Linked DNA regions of Homo sapiens: region 2 is linked to region 1. Evidence: chromatin loops called from intact Hi-C (ENCODE). Cell type or tissue: PC-3. All regions are shown on one strand. Links, peaks and the distances in the headings refer to the core of each region. The heading gives the core; the rest is flanking DNA.

Region 1 (5,385 bases), core at 314-5,313:
CGTGTTTTATTGCACGTCACTTTATTGAACTTGACAGATATTGTGCTTTTTTAAAAATTGAAGGTTTGTGGCAACTCTGTGTTGTGCAAGTCCATCGGCACCATTTTTCCAACAGCATATGCTCACTTTGTTGTCACATTTTGGTAATTCCCACAATATTTCAAACCTTTTCATTATTATTATATATAGTGATCTGTCATCAGTGATCTTTGATGTTGCTGTTGTAATTTTTTGCAGGGGGTACAAACTATACCCATATAAGATGGCGAACTTAGTAGATAAAGGTTGTGTGTGTTCTGACCGCTCTACTGAAAAGAGAGACTGTTTCCCTCTCTTTCCCTCTCCGCAGGCCTCCCTTTCCCTGAGACATACCAATGTTGAGACTAGGACAATTAATAGTTCTTCAATGACTTCTAAGTGTTCAAGTGAAAGGAAGGGTCCACATCTCCCACTTTCAATCAACAGCTAGAAACAATTAAGCTTAGTGAGGAAGGCGTGTCAAAAGTGGAGACAGGCTGAGAGCTAAGTCTTGTGCACCAAAGAGTTAGCCAAGTTGTGAATGCAAAGGAAACATTCTTGAGAAAGTTAATTTCTTAGAGAAAATCATCATTCATGTATTCAATGAACACATGAACGATAAGAAAGTGAAATAGCCTTATTGCTGATACAGAGAAAGTTTAAGTGGTCCAAGTAGAAGATCAAAACAGCCACAGTCTTCCTTAAGCCAAAGCCTAATCCACAGCAAGGCCCTAACTCTTCAGTTCTATAGAGGATGAGAGAGGTGAGAAAGTTGCAGAAGAAAAGTTGGAAGCTAGCAGAGGTTGGTTCATGAGGTTAAAGGAGAGATGCTGTCTCCATAACATAAAAGTACAAGGTAAAGCAGCAAGAGCTGATGGAGGAGCTGCAGTAAGTTCTCCAGAAGATCTAGCTAAGATCATTGATGAAGGTGGTTACACTAAACAACAGATTTTCAGTGTAGATAAAACAGTCCTCTGTCGAAAGAAGATACCATCTAGGACTTTTGTACGTAGAGAGAAGTCAATGTCTAGCTTTAAAGCTTCAAAGCTTCAAAGCTTCAAATGACAGGCTTGTTAGGGGCTAATGCAGCTGGCGACTTGAAGTTGAAACCAATGCTCGTTTATTATTCCAAAAAAACTTAGAGCCCTTAAGAATTATGCTAAATTTCCTCTTTCTGAAAAAACAAAGCCTTGATGATGGCACATCTGTTTACAGCATGGTTTACTGAATATTTTAAACACATAAGTGAAACCTAGTGCTCAGAAAAAAGATTATTTTCAAAACATTACTGCTCATTGCCAATGCACCTGGTCACCCAAGATGGACATATACAAAGAGATTAATGTTTCATGCCTGCTAACACAACATCCATTCTGCAGCCCATGAATCAAGGAGTAATTTTGACTTTCAAGTCTTATTATTTAAGGAACAAATTTTGTAAGACTATTGTTCCTATAGATAGTGATTCCTCTGATGGATCTGGGTAAAGTAAATTAAAAATCTTCTGGAAATAATTTACCATTCTAGATGCCATTAAGAACATTCATGATTCATGAGAGGAGATCAAAATATCAACATAAACAGGAGTTTGAAAGAAGTTGATTTCAACCCTTGTGGATGACTATGAGAGATTCAAGGCTTCAGTGGAGAATGCACCTACAGATATGGTGGAAACAGCAAAAGAAATAGAATCAGAAGTGGAGCCTGAAGATTAAACTGAATTGCTGCAATCTCATGATAAAACTTGAACAGATGAGGAGTTGCTTCTTACAGGTGAGTAAAGAAAGTGCTTTCTTGAGATGGGATCTATTTCAGGTGAAAGTGCTGTGAACATTGTGAAATGACAACAAAGGATGAATAATTTTATATAAATGTAGATTACAATAAAGTAGTGGGAGTGCTTGAGGGGATTGACTCCAATTTTGAAAGATGTTCTAATGTGGGTAAAATACTATCAAACAGCATCACATGCTACAGGGAAATCTTTCATGAAAGAGTCAATGGATGTAGTAAACCTCATTGTTGTCTTATTTTATGAAATTGCCATGGCCACCCCAACCTTCAGCAACCACTGCCCTGATTAATCAACAGCCGTCAACATGTCAACATCAAGCCTAGACCCTCCACCAGAAAAAGATTACAAGTCTCCGAAGGCTCGGATAATCATTAGTATTTCTCAGCAATGAAGTATTTTTGAATTAGGGTATGTGCACTGCTTTTTTAGACATAATGCTATTGTACACTTCATAGACTATAGTATACTATAAACATAACTGGTATTCAGTGGGAAACAAAAAACATGTGACACACTTGATTGTGATATTTGCAGTATTTGCAGACAGTAGTTTGTCACTGAACCCGCAATGTCTCCAAGGTATGCTTGTATGTAACTAGAGGTTTTTTCAGTGGGATAGACTCAATAAGCCAATTGCATATCCATAATCAATTAAATATTTTCTTTTGTTTGACTTCCCTGTTTGTATTATAGAAATCTCCTTCTTGCATTCCTTTGATGGAACTCACAAACCACTTCCTCTTTGGAGCTGCCTAATTCATGAATCCCTGTTTGCTCAAACTCTTTAAAAATTTTACTGTGCTTTGGTTTACCTTTTTAACCCTGCAATGTGTATCAAAGGGTGCTTAGCACATAGTGAATGGAGATATTAGTAGTTCTTCTCTGATGCTTTCCAAGTTCGGCGAAATCTTGAGGCTCTCCACTCACATTTGCAAATGCTAAACGCTCCTGTGGTGGAGAGAGCAGGGGGGCTGGTGTGTGGACACCCTCTGAGGTGTTCTCACTGGCCACTGGCTCCTTTTGTTGTCTCCCTTTCAATTCAGTACCAGAACATCCCTTCACCGGCAACTTTCGAGTGGGCCTGCTGAAACAATCAAGGCAGTGCCTCCACTTAACTTTGAGAAGGTAGTGTGTGAGAGATTTAGAATAAGCAGCTCTGGAACTACTCCCAGTTTACTCTTATAATTACATACACAAAAAAATCAAAACCTCAGTTTATTTGTCCAAAAATGGGGATAGTATTCTTGTCCTACATGATGAGTGTACTAATCCTTCCAGCCAGCATTCACCTGGGGCTCTGTGCTCCAGGCAGGGTGAGGGTTAGGACTGCATGTAGGTGCTGCCTTCACACCCGGAGCAGGCTGGAGCGAGTGGTGTGAAGCCTCCCAACCCCACGGCTGGGGGCAAAGGCTGTGCTAAGGCACCCGGACATGGAGCTGGCCTGGCCTGAGGACTCAGAGTGGAAAGACAGGAAAGACACTGGCTGCGCTGAAGCGCTGGGACCCGGGAAGGGGCGTCTAGGCAAGAGCGCCTGTGAACAGGATTTGTAAGCTGCTCTTGGTGACTTTTGGACAGACACTCTTACTTGCTTTACTGCTCCCCTTTGTCTTCTGCCCCCTTTCCCTAAAAGTATTTCCAAATGTGTGATGCCCACCAGGTTCCTGGGCAGTGCAGTGGGATGTCTGCTTGGTTTCTGCTGATCCTCACAGAGCCTGGTGACTTCTTCCTCCCAGGTCTGTGGATCAACACTGTCTCCCTGGCCTCTACCCAGCGCGCAGGACCCCTTAGCAGAGCAGGAGAACTCAGGTTGGAACTCATTATTGCATGGTGCTTGTCTTGCCATCTGTCCCCATAATGCCTTAAGTGACAATGACATAGGCATCTGACAATGTATGTGGCCATCACTTTTTATCATTTTAAGATATATGGGCCTTCTTTTTCCAACTCTTTTCCCCCGCCAGACAGCCAGGAGCCCAGAGAAGGGTTGTGTTGTGTCCTTTACTGAGCCCCACAGGCCTGTGTGAGCCAGGGGCTTGGCATGCCTGGGAATAAGAGCGCCAGCCTTTGGCCTTCCCGCAGCCTCTCCTTGGGGCCTTTAGGGTCCCCACAGGCCCTCCCCTCCCCTCTGCATTTTCCAGGATCCAGCCAGCTGCCGGCACACTTTCGTCCTCCTCCGCACACGAGGATCCCCAGGCCCAGCGGTGTTAGCCCAGAGAGGAGCGGCGTTTGGGATGTGATCCACAGCTGATCCCTCGTGGCCCCTCCTCTCCCGAATCCTGAAACATGAGGAGGCCCTTCAGCTGCTGGCTCGGAGTCCGACTATGGGAACTTTCTCCGGTCTACGGGGGCAGCAAGGGTCTCGCCTCAGGGACTTGGTTTATTTATCTAGCTGGACTCCATCCCTTAATATCCTACTTACAGAGGAAGAGGCTTTAGCAGCTAAATGCAGCCCCATCCCCTCCTGTGGAGACTGTGAGCAGAAAAAGAACAGATATTTACAGAGGCCCGAGCCCCCCTTGTTGTTTTCTGCAAGGCTGTCGAGCTGGTGGAGCTTCAGGATCCTGGTCAGGAACCCCGAACCCAGCGCTGGAGGCCCTGAAGATCAGGGCACCCGACCCTCTTCCCAGCCGCCAAAGGCCTGTGTTGGTCTGATTGTGGATTCCAAGCTCTAATTTCCATCCATCCTCCCAATCCGAATTCCCTTTGCAGACATAAACACCATCAGCAATGTAGAGAATGTGTTTCCTCATCTTTGAATATTAACACTCATCTGTTTAATTGAGCTACTTTTTACATACATGTAAGATGTGCTGCAATTGCAAAAGAAACATGTGCTTCGTGTTCTATAAGCCATATCTTCCGCAAGACCTGCCATCAAATGATTGCTCAAACATTTGTTGAATGGGATGAGCAATGGAGGTTCAGACAGGTGCCCTGACCTACCCAGGCTGGAGGGTAGGGAGCTAGAAATTCATACAACCATGCCTTGTTCTACTTGTTTTGTGAAAGAATCATGTGACCAGTGACAAAGAGGCTGGGCAGCTGGGTCAGGCAGCAGGGACAGCGACTGAGCTGGGGGGACTACAGTGCTGTGCTCCTCTGCACCCGTGCTGGGATGTCTGAGGCCAAGCTGACACTGGCCCCCCACAATCCCTTGGGGCTGCTCCTCCTCAGGGAGTGGCTCTCCGGGTTTCCTGCTTGACTCCTGCTGCTCTTGTGTTGAAGGGCCGTCTCTGGGCAGCTCCCCCTGGCCCCTGGCCAGAGAGCCAGGCCCTGTCAGGCACGCACATGGAGGATGAGGGAGGTGCAGTTGTTTTCACAGGTGCAGACTCTAGAGGGACCCCACGTGGACTCTGTGGCTTCTGCCCCGACGCACTCGCGGGAGGACACAGCTCTGCCCGGAAGGGAGAGTGCTGAGCTGGGTCCCTGCTGCTCATCTCTGTGGCATCACCCTGTCAGTCCTTCCCTGTCACACATATGTTCCGCAAGACCTGCCGTCAAATATTTGCTCAGTCAAACATTTGTTGAATGGGATGAGCCATGGAGGTTCAGACAGATGCCGTGACCTGAAG
Region 2 (5,385 bases), core at 262-5,261, 77 kb after region 1:
TGGTGGCGTGCACCTATAATCCCAGCTACTCAGGAGGGCTGAGGTGGGAGAATTGCTTGAACCCAGGAGGTGGAGGTTGCAGTGAGCCAAGATTGGGCCACTGCCCTCCGGCCTGGGCAATAGAGCGAGACTCTGTTTCAAAGAAATAAAAAGAAAAAGATGGTATATGTGCCAAATTTTCTTTATCCAGTGTATCATTGATGGGCATTTGGGTTGGTTCCAAGTCTTCACTATTGTAAATAGTGCTGCAATAAACATACATGTGCATGTGTCTTCATAGCAGAATGATTTATAATTCTTTGGGTATATACCCAGTAATAGGATTGCTGGGTCAAATAGTATTTCTGGTTCTAGATCCTTGAGGAATCGCACACTGTCTTCCACAATGGTTGAACTAATTTACACTCCCACCAACAGTGTAAAAGGGTTCCTATTTCTCCACATCCTCTCCAGCATCTGTTGTTTCCTGACTTTTTAATGATTGCCATAGTAATTGGTGTGAGATTGTATCTCATTGTGGTTTTGATTTGCATATCTCTAATGACCAGTGATGATGAGCTTTTTTTCATATGTTTATTGGCTGCATAAATGTCTTCTTTTGAGAAGTGTCTGTTCATATCCTTTGCCCACTTTTTGATGGGGTTGTTTGTTTTTTTCTTGTAAATTTGGTACATATACACCATGGAATACTATGCAGCCATAAAAAAGAATGAATTCATGTCTTTTGCAGGGACGTAGATGAAGCTGAAAACTATTATTCTCAGCAAACTAACACAGGAACAGAAAAGCAAACACCGCATGTTCTCACTCATAAGTGGGAGTTGAACAATAAGAACACATGGACACAGGGAGGGGAACATCACAGACTGGGACCTGTCAGGGGGTGGGGGGCAAGGGGAGGGAGAGCATTAAGACAGATACCTAATGCATGCAGGGCTTAAAACCTAGATGACGGGTTGATGGGTGCAGCAAACCACAATGGCATATGTATACCTATGTAACAAATCTGCACGTTCTGCACATGAATCCCAGAACTTAATGTATAATAATAATTTTAAAAAAGATGGTAAAAGGTACATGAATCACCATGGACTGCACTGGGCAAGCCATTTTAGTGCTGCAAATACGCAGATACATTCCTCTCACATATGTACAGTGTTTTCTCCTCTACAGAGTGTGTCTTCACTCGAGCTCCACCAGTCCCCTGTGTCCAGGTGAGGCAGGCATTGTTGTTCTGGTTTCATTGACCCAGACCTGCACTTGGCCATATGGCCAGCAAAGGTGGGGCTGGTTCCTTCTCCTCAGCCTATGCTCATTCTGTAGAACACAAATGCCTGTTGTCCTCTGATATTTCACTAAAGTCTTCTCCATCTAAATCTTACTCTTCTTAGTCCTATGATCAAAGCACTTTGCTTCAGAGTTTTTCTTTTCATCATAGAATGTCAAATCTGGATGATGGCTTAAAAGCCAACTCTCCAAACCCCCTAACATACGCTGGAAACTGAGGTTCCTTCCTACACAGGGAGCTACTCAAAGTCACAAAGGTGGTAAATATTGATAGTAGAATCCTGACCGTCTGTGTTTTAAGGAAATGCCCTTTAAAATATACCCCATGGCTTCTCAGACCCATTGACTCATTTCTGTGTCTGTGTGTGTGTGAGCATGTTTTGCATACTATAATTGTAAATGCTATGGCTTCTGACATGTCATACCAATTTATCTGACCTTCCCAGCACCGTAGACCAGGGTGTCCTTACTGTGCATATCCAGTGCATCCAGCCTCCCTGGGAAAGTGGGTAGCCGACATGCTGTAATCTACTCACACACACAGGCAAGCTCTTGTGATAAAATGCACTCTAACCAGAGTCACTGAGCTATGTAGACTTCCACAATCATTAAAAAGGTGCAGCAGGAATTTTCTGTAGGCTCCTGCCAAATTGGCAGAGGACTAAAGGAGCTTGTCTAGCACAGATGCCCCAAACCCTAGATGTTGCTCCTCCAGGGAGCTGGAGACTATATTGGTGAAGTGAGAAATTTACCCCAATCATGTAAAGCAAATAGTGGCATCATCAACCCATCAACAGAAGTCAGCAGGCTCATGAGGAATGAAATATTGTTCAATTCACCAATCTAAACAACCTTGGCCATGGCTGGGCAGATTGTATAAACAACTATTAAAACCTCTCTCCTCCATGAAATATTCACCTATTGTCTGCTGCCAAAACCAATAAACTGCTTTCTTGGCTGAGTCACCCAAATATTTCCTTTGACAGCAGCAGCTTTCAACTCCAACTGCAAGGCCAAGTTGCATGACAAATATACCACGAGGCCTATATTTGGATAAGTATGTTTTCTACCAACCCATTAAAAACATACCCTGCTGTTATGGATGAAATGTCAATAGTCCTTGGAAAGCACAATGAAAAGAACATCGAAAGGAACCATGGATCATGTTTCCATGGCTCTGAAACCTGTAGGTAGATTTTGTTAAAAAAAAACTTCAATAGTGTTACAAAGCCATGAAAAAAGCCTTTCTTGTCCCTCCATGACTGCCCCTTCTGTGTCTACATAGGCATATATCATCTCATCTTTGAATTGTGTGCTGGAGACAGTGGCAAAGCCCACAGGACCTGACTCACAGATGTTTTTGAGGCCTGATGCCCTGTCTTGTAATGAGGGCCCTACATTGAAAATGGTCTGGAATTTATAGACTGCGAATTACCCAAGGTTCAGATGACATTGTTCAGATTCTCCTCAGAAGGGTTCGACACAGGTTGACAGAGTTCTAAAGGCATCATCTGTGGGTATGGCACATCTGCATTTCAGCACAATTAGACCCCCATGTACCTGAACCATGTAGAAAATGTCAAGCACAAATTCTCACAGTTATCATGACTAGGGCTGTCTCATCAGAATACAGAGGTAATGCTGAAATTATAAAGTTTAACATGTTAACCATAACCATTTTCTTTCAACTTCAGACAGGTAAATGAGACCAAGTTGTGCTGCATCATCTTTCTTGCATAAACCATACCTATAATAATGTGCAATTATTTAAAGCAGAACTCTTGCAAAGCAATGTAGGTACAGAATTTTGCTGAAGTTTTTGAAATAAACTTTTTTCAATACTTTGCTGTTGTTTCTCTCATTCCCAATTTGAGAAGAATTTCCTTAAAACTTGGCTGTATAGAGTTCTTCCAAAATATCCAGCTTAATTTCATTATATTCAACAGCTCTCTTTTCATACTGGTATATCAATTTAATAATACTTGATTATCACATAATAACATATAATTGAGGCAAACTCTTCTGGAAGGTGCAGAAATTTGTACACATGCTAATGAATGGTTTTCTAGTCCCAAGTTTTCTGCATTGCCGTATACGTTGTTCAATATATTTGAAGAGAGAATGGGAAACATTAATCAATTCAGCAGGTTGACTCAAGCATGAGTAAGGTAGCTTCCACTATGGTAGTGTTCATGAAAGAAAGAAAGAGAGAGAGAGAGAAAGAAAGAAAGAAAGAAAGAAAGAAAGAAAGAAAGAAAGAAAGAAAGAAAGAAAGAAAAAGAAACTGGGTGGACTGCTTTTCACTCTTTGCTTAAAAAAATTAATAGCATTTATTTTTTAGAGTAGTTTTAGCTTCACAGCAAAGTTGACTGGCAAGTACAGAGAGTTCCCACACACATTACCCCCGGCAACCCTCCAGCCTCCCTCACCATCAGCATTCTCTTCCAGAGGGCTCACTCATGACAATTGGTGAACCAACATCAATGCACCATTGTCACCCAGAGTCCATTAGACTTCACTGGTGTACATTCTATGGGTTTTAACAACACAGAATGTGATTTATCTACCACTATAGTATGAATATACCAGGATAGTTTTATTTCCCTAAATCCCATATGCTCTACCTAGTCATCCTTTTGTCTGCCCAGCCCTGGCAGTACCTGATCTTTTTAGTGCCTCTATGGTTTTGCCTTTTCCAGAATGTCAGATAGTTGGAATCATAGTGTATGAAGCCTTTTCAGATTGTCTACTTTCACTTCATAATATGCCTTTACACTTCTTCCATGTCTTTTGTGGCTGGATAGCTCATTTCTTTTTAGTCCTCAATAATAGCCCATCATATAAACGTACCACAGCATATTTATCTATTCACCTAGGACATCTTGGTTGATTTATACCTTTTTTAAATTAAAATTTTATTTTAAGATAATTGTAAATTCACACTCAGTTGTTAGAAATAACAGAGAGATCCCATGTACCCCCACAGTTTCCCCCAGTGGTGACCACTTGCAAAATTATAGTATAATGTCACAATCAGGTTATTGACATTGATACGACCCACTGATTTTATTCAAATGTCTCCAGTTTTCCTTGTGCTCATTTGTGGATGTACTTAGTTGTATCTAATTTTATTACATTTGTAATCACATGTATCCACTGTCACAGAAACTCCTGGACATCTCTGGCACCACGAAGATCACCTTGTGGCCCTTTTATAACCACACCCACCTGTGTCCCCTTTCCCTCCCCCCATTCATAATACCTGGGAACCACTCATTTGTTTTCCATTTCTATAATGTCATTTCAAAATATTATATACACAGGATCATACAATATGTGAGCTTTTGTTAATAATACCTTTATTGAGATATAATTCACTACAAAATTTAACCATTTAAAGTGTGTGATTCAGAGGTTTTTTGTGTATTCACATGAAACCAGGTTATTGACTTGTTTCTAAAATACTGTAAAATGTGAGACCTATATTTTTATATTACTTTTTTATCTATATGCAATGTGATTCTTGAAATATTTGGATATTAACAAATTACCACTATCTATTAATAATTACAAAATATTTAGATACCCCATATCCATTAGCTGTCACCCCTCCCTCCAGCCCTTGGCAGTGACCAATGAATGGCAGTAATGTGATAACTTGTGGGAGGGAGAAATTAGAAATATTCTGGTACTTGCACTGCATATGAAGCTCTATAGTGTGATCTGAAGGTAAACTTAGATTAGATATAGATGAATATTGGAAAACCTATGGCAATTACTATAAAATAAAAAATAGAATTATAATTCACACACTGAGAGGATATAAAATGGAATTATATAAAATGGCCAATTAAAACCAGAGAAAGCAGAAAAATTGGGGGAAAGAAAGCACAAATACAGTTATTAGAAAACAATTAAAAATTTGTTAATAATCCAAATATTTCAAGAATTGCATTGCATATAGAGAAAAAGTACTATAAAAATATAGGTCTCACATTTCACAGTATTTATAAAGAAGTAGACACATAAAAGAGAATCAAATGAAGAGACCTCTGCTGTGAAGCAAAAACGTGAAGCAGATAAGTCAGCTTAACTCCA

The links. Peaks named below come from ENCODE experiments on the same cell type or tissue, not always from the same donor. Only the 100,000 strongest peaks of a DNase experiment are listed, where the experiment ranks them.
Region 2: it touches region 1 in a loop (2.2-fold over the local background); 1 of 110 quality-filtered maps calls a loop at or near these places.

What each region holds. Positions count from the first base shown.
Region 1 is chr10:44,827,406-44,832,790 of GRCh38, reverse strand. TMEM72-AS1 (TMEM72 antisense RNA 1) reads left to right here. Exons shown (of 8, transcript NR_033842.1): 4 at 1,546-1,791. Among named protein-coding and RNA genes, the nearest start is that of TMEM72, 81 kb to the left of the region's middle. RefSeq lists an enhancer at 2,741-3,604. In PC-3, for the core only: no CTCF peak of the experiment used is centred there; a DNase peak (open chromatin) is centred at 2,590; H3K4me3 peaks cover 1,091 bases; H3K27ac peaks cover 1,607 bases.
Region 2 is chr10:44,749,859-44,755,243 of GRCh38, reverse strand. No RefSeq gene overlaps it. Among named protein-coding and RNA genes, the nearest start is that of TMEM72, 160 kb to the left of the region's middle. RefSeq lists silencers at 1,677-1,877, 1,837-2,037. In PC-3, for the core only: no CTCF peak of the experiment used is centred there; a DNase peak (open chromatin) is centred at 2,213; H3K4me3 peaks cover 726 bases; H3K27ac peaks cover 1,878 bases.